Linked DNA regions of Homo sapiens: region 1 is linked to region 2. Evidence: read pairs that join two places in POLR2A ChIA-PET (ENCODE). Cell type or tissue: CD4-positive, alpha-beta T cell. All regions are shown on one strand.

Region 1 (5,000 bases), 230 kb before region 2:
GTAGTCTAATTATTTATATATATATCTTCTCTCCTCATCTGAATTACTAATTTCTTGAAGGCATGATATGCATCTCAATGATCTTTTTCTCCTCCATAGTAGATTGCAAATAGACTTTCAAATGATAGGCAGAAAAGAAAAATAATAACAAAGATACAGATTAAGTTTCTGCAGCCTGGGCCATAGATGAGTTCCTCTCTATGGAATCAAAGTTAGGCTAAAAATCAATAAATGTTGCAAAAACTCAAACTGTTTTTAATCTTCTTGGTTAGAAGAAATAGAGTACAGCAAGAGTCAATATCAGATAAGCTGTGACAAAAGCATGCTAAGCATGCCCCATACACATGTGCAACATGCTGACAAGCTAGCAGATTTTTAAAGGAACTACCCAATCAAATAATAAGTCTATAATCAGTAGGAGCTAAAGGAATACCCTTTTGTAGTCTATCTTGAAAATAAGATAGACTACACAAAGAATCATTGAATCATCAAATCCATGTGCTTACGTTATAGACAAGAAAAACAAGTAATTTAACCAAGGTTATGATGGTTAAGTAAATGGAAGAGTCGGAACTTACATAGATGCCATGACATCTACTTTTGCATTACACTGCCTTTTGAATGGAGACTAATGAAGAGGCAAAAGAATAATACCTTCCACTGTTCATAAACTCTATCTTGTGAGTACATTCATTCTGAATTACTGGAAGAAGAGTAAGCCATTTTTTGAAAAGAAGACACATAACAAGAACCCATAATACAAACATGCACACAAGAAAACAAATTATCAATAAATATGAAAAAAATTCAACTTTGGTTGTAATCAAAGAAATGTAAATTTAAATTGTGATACCATTTTTGGTCTAGTAAATTGGCACAGATTACAAAAACACTCACTACTGATGAGAGTGTGAGGAAGTGGGCATAGTCACACACTGTTAGGAATACACATTGGTACAAATTTTCAGTAGGGCAATTTAGTACAACATATCAGAAATTCTAAATATAAGACACACCATATAACCCAAAAAATATAATTCTAGAAAAGTAACCTGAGAATGTATCTGAACATTTGCAGAGAACATCATTGTATGCATACCTTTTGTACATTTTTTATAACTGTGAAAAACTTGAAATAACCAGTAACCAAAATGTCTTAACAAATAATGAAGTAAGCTACAGTGCATTTAAAGGTTGAGCTTCTATAATGCTATTAAAAATCACAGTATACAGTTTAGAAAAAGTTTTCAATAACTGTAAGCAATTAAACATCTCCAAGGGTTTTTACAAATTTTAACCTATCAGACATATGACTGAATTCACATATGGCTGTATATTCCAGTGCTTCTCAACCCTGTGAGCATCATCACAGAATCAACTAAGGATATAAAGGGTTAAGAACTCTGTGTGGGCTGGGCACAGTGGCTCAGGCCTATAATACCAGAACTTTGGGAGGCCAAAGCGGGTGGATCGCTTGAGCCCAGGAGTTCGAGACCAGCCTGGGCAACATGGCAAAAGCCTATCTCTACTAAAAATACAAAAATTAGCTGGGTGTGGTGGCTTGTGCCTGTAGTCCCAGCTACTTGGGAGGCTAAGGTGGGAGCATCACGTGACCTGGGAGGTTGAGGCTACAGTGAGCCAAGATCAGGCCACTGCACTCCAGCCTGGGCTACACAGCAAGACCCTGTCTGTGGGGGGGGAAAAAAAAAGAACTGTGTGTGTCTGTGTCTATATAGTCTAGAAATAGAAGACCAACAATTCTACAGAAAACCAGGCTAGACAGGAAGACAGTTCACACAAAAAGAAATGCAAATGACTTTTACACCTAAGAAGCTTGATCACACTCATATTAAAGACAGGCAAATTAAAATACATTGAGATACCATTTCTCACCCATCAGACTGACAAATACCCAATAATTTGACATTATACCTTTTTAATCAAGGCTACAGGGAAACTATTACATTGTTGGTGAGGTCATAAAATGGCACAACCCCTATACGGAGAGTAATTTCAAATATACAGCAATACCTACAAAGCTACATATACATTTACCTTTTGCCCTAGCAACTGCAAGTACAGAAATCTATCTCAAAGATACACTATCAAAATTACGTAAGCACAAGCTATTGTTTGCAGAGCTATCTGTAACAGCAAAAGAATGGTAACAACAGTGAACTGGTATCTATCCAGTGAAGCATAAGCAGTTAAAAAGAAATAGGCAAAATTTCTATCCGCATCTCTAGAATAAAATTTTAAGTTAAAAAAAAGGTGGGGGAAAAGTGTGACTAATAAGCTACAATTTAATCCAAGTGGAGGGAGAAACAAATATATGCCAAAATAAATACAAATAGCTTGTACCTTTAAAAAAAAAAAAGGAAGAAAGGGACATAAAATTGAAAAAGTTTTTAAAAAAGTATTCCAGGCCGGGCGTGGTGGCTCATGCCTGTAATCCCAGCACTTTGGGAGGCCAAGGCGGGCAGATCACCTCAGGTCAGGAGTTTGAGACCAGCCTGGCCAACATGGTGAAACCCCATCTCTACTAAAAATATAAAAATTAGCCAGGCACAGTGGCAAGCGCCTGTAATCCCAGCTAATGGGGAGGCTGAGGCAGGAGAATCACTTGAACCCAGGAGACAGAGGTTGCAATGAGTCAAGATGGTGCCACTGCACTGCAGCCTGGGCAACACAGTGAGACTCCAACTCAAAAAAAAAATTAAAAAAAAATTTTCCTAGGTCTGCCACAGTGGCTCATTCCTATAATCCTAACACTTTGGAAGGCAGGCAGATCAGTTGAGCCAGGAGTTCAAGACCAGCCTGGGTAATATAGTGAGACCCTTGTCTCTACAAAAATTAAAAAAAATTAGCCAGGTGTGGTAGCACACACCTGTAGTCCCAGAGTCCCAGCTATTCAGGAGGCTGAGGTGAAAGGATTGCTTCAGCCTCAGAGGTTGAGGCTGCAGTGAGCTGTGATCACTCCTCTGCACTCTAGCCTGGGTGACAGAGCTAGACTCTGCCTCAAGAAAAAAAAAAAAAAAAAGTGCTATTTTATTAAGAGGGAGATAAGACAGTAAAAGAGACAAACAAATTAGACTTATCCAAATATAGTTAGCTTTACAGATTTAGTTTTGGAAGAGATTTTATATAATTATAAAATAAAAGGTAAATTTTTAAAAACTAAAAATTGAAAGATAAATGAAACAAATGAACCTAACAATATATATGCAGCTGGTGGTTAGGACCACATAAATTGAATTACAAATGTACAGGAAACACAAGGAACAGAGAAACATAAAACCCCACAAGGATGCAATCAGCAATATCCAGAATGTGGCAAATGCTACAGGACAGAGGATCAGTTTCCTAAACAAATTATAAGGAAAATGATGAGATGGAGAGAGAACCTAGGGATTTAAAAAGTTTTATAAGTGACATATGAACCAATTGGAATAGATGGACTTTATATAGCCCTTGCTTTGAACAATGCTGTTTATTTTTTTTTAAAAAAAGGGAAACAATCAGGAAAACCCAAACACTGACCAGATATTTGATGATATGAAGGAATTTCTGTCAATTTTTCCAGATGTGATAATGGTATTGTGGTTTTGTTTAATTCTTACCTTTTAGAGGGACATACTTTAGTATGTCACCTGGGAAATTTTTTTTTAAAACTAATTTCTGGGGCTCACAGATATAACTGACCTGGTATTGGGCCCCGATATCATTTTATTAAAACTGCCACAGATGATTCTAATGAGCAGCCAGGCTTTGTAAACTATTGATCTAGGGTAAGTTAAATCAACAAAATAAATAAAACCTCACCTAGGTATTAATCAAACTGCATGCCTCCAAAAGTACTCTTCCTGAAGACTGGAATCTACATATATTATTAACATTAAAGGATAAAACTGACATCTCTGAATTCTACTGTGCTTATTTTTAAGGTACTTGTAACGATTAAATAAATGTTTACTTAGCTCTCAAATTTACATAGCTACCTAAACTAAGCAAACTTTTCTTGACTACCTATACATATTGAACAAACCGAGAACAACAATGGCAAAACCCTTAAGTGTTCACATGCGGGACAATTACGACTAGTAACAATTATGATCTATAAACATACTTATCAAGAGATTAATGAGAACACATCTTCAATAAAACAAATGGACTGCAGTGCTACAAATCTGAACTACAGAAGAGGTTACCTAGGGTGCATGAGACAACTTCTTTCCAATTTAGTCTTATTTCTCTTATCTCGCCTTTTCAAAACTTGTACACAACCAGTGCAGGAAAAACAGGCAAGATTTCTATCCCCCTTACTGATCATTTTCCCAGCGGAAAACCCTGAATAAACCCACCTTAGATAGGAAGATAAGCAGAAAAGGGCTAATTAAATCTATCTATCTAAATATATGTAAATAAAAATCTATATAGACGCAAATAAATATATATATAAAAGATATATATACATATAAAAGCTCAGGAAAAAAAGTTATCACATTGAGCTTTTGTGTTTAGTTACCCATCCAGAAAGGCTTTGTGGCAGAGTGATATATTCCAAAATGCTTTGAGATCAGGGAAAAGATAGCTACTTGCCTCCAGAAGTTTGGGATTATGTTTCAACTGTTATCTTATATGAACACCACTAAATTTGAACAGGTCTAGTTCTTTAGGGTTGAGGTACAAAGTGCCTGAAGAAAATTATCATAGTAAGAGAATATACAGCTTTTTAGAGGAGGCCATTTAAGGAAAAAATGATGACCTCAGCTAAATGGGAACTTGGCTTTTCTTTATCTGTATGTAAGAAGGAATAAACTTGAGGTCTGAGAGAGAAAGTTGGAAGAGTAGGAAAAAAGTACACGGGGGAACAAAGAGGACAAATTATTAGACAGCGAGAATACTGAGTAAGTAGGTTCCATCAGTAGGAGAGAATTACCAGTTAAGTAAGCAACTCAAAGTTGCGATTAGACAGGATAGATGTTTTATAAATATTTGCT
Region 2 (5,000 bases):
TGAACATTCTTTAAGCTACCTTGTTTTCTCTGAGCTTCTGCATTTCATGCTATATTTTAAAAAATAAAATGCTAGCAATGAAGACAGTTAAATTCATATAATTATATAAAAGATGTGATCAGACCCAATCTATAATATAGCAAGAAACAGGTTTTACCACTTCTACTAGGGTTTTGACAATTTTACTTAGAGTGAAAGGCATAATCTTTCCAATTAATGGTAGGTTTAAAAAAGCAAATGAGCAAGTAAAAGCAGTAATATACTCCTACATATATATCAAATGCTTTAGGTTCTTAGATAATAGACCTTCAAATGTTTCAAAACTACTCCATCCCCCTAGGTGTTTTTACTTTGACAATACATGTATAGTTCATTCAACAATTTCTAGTTCCCCTTACCACCTCTATTTACACTTGGCCTAACCTACACAAACAAGCTGCCAAAGTCACTCCTGAAAGGTAGTTCTCAAAATGATCAGAATACCACTGATGTGGCCCAACCCTATCTACCTTGATGTTCAAATCACTATACTTCTGTAAGCACTACCTAAAGAGGCATCATCTAGTTTGATAGCCATGTCATAGTACTGACTCCCAATGAGCTTTCTAAAATCACTAAAAACTTTCTGACAACTACTATTAAAACACACAGCCTCTCCCACCTCAAATGTATACATTCATAAATATACAGTAAACATATAGGAGCTTACATTTATCTTCTGAAGTATTTATCTTGCTAGATTCAGCATAGTATTGGATCTGTCAAGTTCTTTTTGGATCCTGACACTATATTAACTCTCCTAATTTCAAGTCTTCAGAAAATTTCAAAGAATCCTATCATTATCCAAGTATACAATGAAAATATTCAAATAATACATTTAAAATAATAGTAGTAGTACATCAAACTTAAAAATACAATAACATGACATTCAAATAATGCTCAGGGTTTTGATACTCATACTATAAGAGATTTAAAGACAAATCATCCATCCTCCTGCCTCAGAAGCCTAACAGTGTATGTAGGTTAGAAATATTCTTTCGATTTCCAGTTACTAATCACAAAAATCACTCCAAGATAGAATATTTATCATCTTCAAAACTGAACCAAACTGATAAAATGGCAAATCTTAGAAGGAGAATTGTGATTCATATTAGGTTTTTTCTTTTTTAATCTGGCAAGTGAATGTGGTTACCTGTAAGTGTGGAAAATAAGAAGCTGAAATAGTCTACATCACTCATCAACCAGTCTTTAGCTGAATACTTCCACCCAGAAAATGATGATCTATAAAAAACAAAGGGAGAACTATTACCAGAAGTGACCAACTTGACAGACTTGTCAAAGGTAGCACAGTATATAACCATTGTTCTTTACTGAAAACAAGTTTGATTTAGTAGCTTAAAATAAAACCCATAGTATGCCTTGTATTAATTTCATATCCAAGGGCTCAAGTACCCTAGTATGAAAGTTTGAAATTCAAACATATTAATACAAACTTTCATTAAAAAGCATACTTGATCAACATATATAGTACAACAGAAAATTTCCATCCCATCTGAAAATCAGACTCTAAGGAGCCAAGATGAAGTTTTGCTTTTCAGTAGTAGGTTCAGCTGCTATGTATTTACTATTTGATTTTTATAGTCTTACCCTCAGCAAATGAGTTATGTTTAAACAAGCTTCAGCTTCCTACATAACTAAGCAAAAGTATCTTAATTAGGCAAAGAAAACTTATCTTTAAAGCCACTATAAGGCAACTATGTGTTCTTATTCTTAGTAAAGTTGTAACTAGGTCTATTTCACAATAGTGCAGCTAAGGTATTGGCAGAGGACTCAAAAGGAATAGCTAAATGTAAAGCAGCTTCCCATTAAATGAGGATTATTTGGTTCCTCCTATGAGATCAGTTTCTAGTGTCTCCTTTAAAAATTCCCTTCAAGGTAAGGCTAGGAAGAAAACAGATGTCAGTCATGGGTATTGCAAAAAGGCTGAGAATAATCAGACAAACTTATACTAAAAATTTTTATCACAGACAACTGAATAAATATCAAACAAAATTAGGAACTTCTAATTCACCTATAAGTACTTAGTAATTTTTTTACTGTTATAATAATTGCATTTATATTTATTTATATATATATTTTTTGGGGGGATGGAGTTTCTCTTGTTGCCCAGGCTGGAGTGCAATGGCATGATCTCAGCTCACTGCAACCTCCACCTCCTGGGTTCAAACGACTCTCCTGCTTCAGCCTCCTGAGTAGCTGGGATTATAGACGTGCACCAACACACCCAGCTAATTTTTGTATTTTTAGTAGAGATGGGGTTTCACCATGTTGACCAGGCTGGTCTCAAACCCTTGACCTCAGGTGATCCACCTGCCTCGGTCTCCCAGAGTTCTGGGATTACAGTTGTGAGCCACTGCACCCAGCCTTATTAATATTCTTAAGGAGGGGACAGGCATAAAATAATGAAAACACTCTTCTTGAGTGTCATTCCCAGGTGATAAGCAAAGGTCTATGGGGACAATAGCACATGCTAAGGGGGTTATAAAAAGCACAGATGCTCAACACAAAGAAGTACAAAATAGTGGTTGAAAAACAAACTATTATCTTCTTGACCTCAATGAAAACAGGAAGCAATTGTGCCATCCAGTGGCCAAAAGGGGCAGCAAATTTATTTAACAGCCTATTTAAAATTCTGACCCTGTGAAAAGTGATAAATGACAAGCAATATATCATACTGTCTTTAAAACTATGAAAACCATATATACTTTCCAAGCCTGAACACTTCTGTGAGTAAAAGGGGGTGGCTGGCGCTGATTATGCTGGGCCAAAAGGAGTAAAATGGAACTGTTCCTGGCAGACCAGGTCATATGTTCACCCTATTTAAAACCCAAGCCAAACTTCTTGGTGCAAGCCAATTTCTCCTTCCTCAGAGATTTTACCTAACACCACGGAGCATCTTTCCGTATTTATGCTTTCTGTTTCCCCAATCTGGCTATAAATAAACTGGGGTAGAGGGGTAAGAACTGAGAAAAGGCCACTGGATATTATTATGAAACACCACAAGTAGAATGGTATGAGGAAAACATCAGATTGTAAAAAAACTATAACTGGTTGGTAAAAAGGTAGAGAGAGCAATTCTAAACACATTTTTTAAAAGCTGAGAGAAAATAAACATGAATGATTTCTAGCTGATGGGTTTTTAACACATGGAATCCTTGCTTAGGTGGTACATGTCCTGCCATTAGACAAATGCTTTAATAGAGACAGCAAGGTATCAGAACTACAAAAATTGAGCTAAACTTGATCTCACAGACCAATTAGTGTGACAAGATAAAAATCAGAAATGAGTAAAGGAGTATTGCAGAAAAATCAATCTGGCAACAGTATACAGGATGCATAGGACTGAGAAGCAACATTGTAAGAGTATAAGTGGGAAATAATTTAAAAGTTGACTATTTTATAGTCATGGTCAAGAAGAGGAGCTATTTTGAATAAAAAACTAAAGATATGAAGTAACCCAACATATGTCTGAATGAACTAACCGTCAGTCTTTTTTTTTAAAGATGGAGTCTCCTTCTGTCACCCAGGGTAGAGTGCAGCGGCATGATCTCAGCTCACTACAACCTCCGCCTCCTGGGTTCAAGCAATTCTCCTGCCTCAGCCTCCTGAGTAGCTGGGGTTACATGCATGAGCCGCCATGCCCAGCTAATTTTTGTATTTTTAATAGAGATGGGGTTTCACCACGTTGGCCAGGCTGGTCTCAAACTCCTGACCTCAAGTGATCTGCCTGCCTCAGCCTCTCATAGTGCTGGGATTTACAGGTATGAGCCACTGCGCCTGGCTAGTCTTATTATGACCCTATGAAAAGTGATAAAATGATGGTGCTATGGGCTCAAGAAGGCTGAAAAGTCCTAATTTTGTATTCTTTTTAAAAAGGGACTACTTTAGATGGGAATAATATACCTACATAGAGAGAAGTCTACTAATGGACTCTGTACAAATACTAAAAAGCAAAATTTAATTTGGTAGACTTTTAACTACAATGACAATCATTTAAATATGAGTCTGTATTATCAGTATTTGTAAAATTAATATATTTTCCCAATTCTCGCCACTCATCGCCACAAAAAGATAAAAGCAAAAAAACCCCAAGATTTTAAAATAATCCTTGACAAAAGTTATTAAACATAAGTGAACAGATGTTGATGAAGACATTAAATGCATCTTCCAAGGAGAATCAATTTCAAGAAACATTCAAGGGGTGATTTAACGGAACTGAATGTAAGTTATATCTAAGGAACAGAGTGCCCTCTACTGGAAGTCAAATAAAAAACAAGCTCTTAAGTTACGGAAAATTTTTTTTAAAAATTTAACTTTTAAAAGGCCTAGCATTTTGCTTACACAAAACAAAGTGCAGTTTTTTAATATCTAAAAAGAAAAAACATGGGAAACTAATCAATATTTAAAATTCTTAAAAAATATGTCCAGGCCCCTCTAATGTGCATATACAAGGAAGAAATAAACCTAAAATTTTTAAATACAAACAATATTTTATTTATATGTTTTTCTCTGTTTTGGTAAAAGGCAAGTTTATTGTCAGTTATGAAGCACACTTCCAGTGACCAGAGTCAAATATCTGTCCTATACTGGTATGAAGAAAGTCTATTAAAAGTAAGCTACTCTTACCTACCTGAGATAGGGGATCTATACAAGAAAAGTTTTCAACTACAGCCTAGATTTCTATTTCTGCCTAAAACCACATCAGACCCTACCCACAACCAGTAATACTGCTGAATACTAAAATACTATGACTGAAGATATATACATGAGGATACTTCCAACATGAGCAACATAAAACCTTTCAGAGTTTCAGAGTAAAATGGCACAGCCGCTATGGAAAATGGCATGTAGTGCTAGCTACTTTGGAGTCCAAGGAGGGAGGATCTCCTGAGCCCAAGAGTTCAAAGCTGCAGTGAGCTATGATCATGCCACTTGCACTC

Evidence for each region. Peaks named below come from ENCODE experiments on the same cell type or tissue, not always from the same donor. Only the 100,000 strongest peaks of a DNase experiment are listed, where the experiment ranks them.
Region 1: POLR2A ChIA-PET joins it to region 2 with 5 read pairs; 2 of 35 experiments call an interaction of 5 or more read pairs at or near these places.

Annotation. Positions count from the first base shown.
Region 1 is chr9:100,091,952-100,096,951 of GRCh38, forward strand. The region is part of intron 1 of ERP44 (endoplasmic reticulum protein 44); the gene reads right to left. Among named protein-coding and RNA genes, the nearest start is that of ERP44, 4.5 kb to the right of the region's middle. In CD4-positive, alpha-beta T cell, no CTCF peak of the experiment used is centred here; no DNase peak of the experiment used is centred here.
Region 2 is chr9:100,320,491-100,325,490 of GRCh38, forward strand. It overlaps TEX10 (testis expressed 10), which reads right to left. Exons shown (of 15, transcript NM_017746.4): 10 at 1,193-1,281. Among named protein-coding and RNA genes, the nearest start is that of TEX10, 30 kb to the right of the region's middle. In CD4-positive, alpha-beta T cell, CTCF peaks have their summits at 2,688 (motif pointing left), 4,302 (motif pointing left) and 4,502; DNase peaks (open chromatin) are centred at 2,641 and 4,291.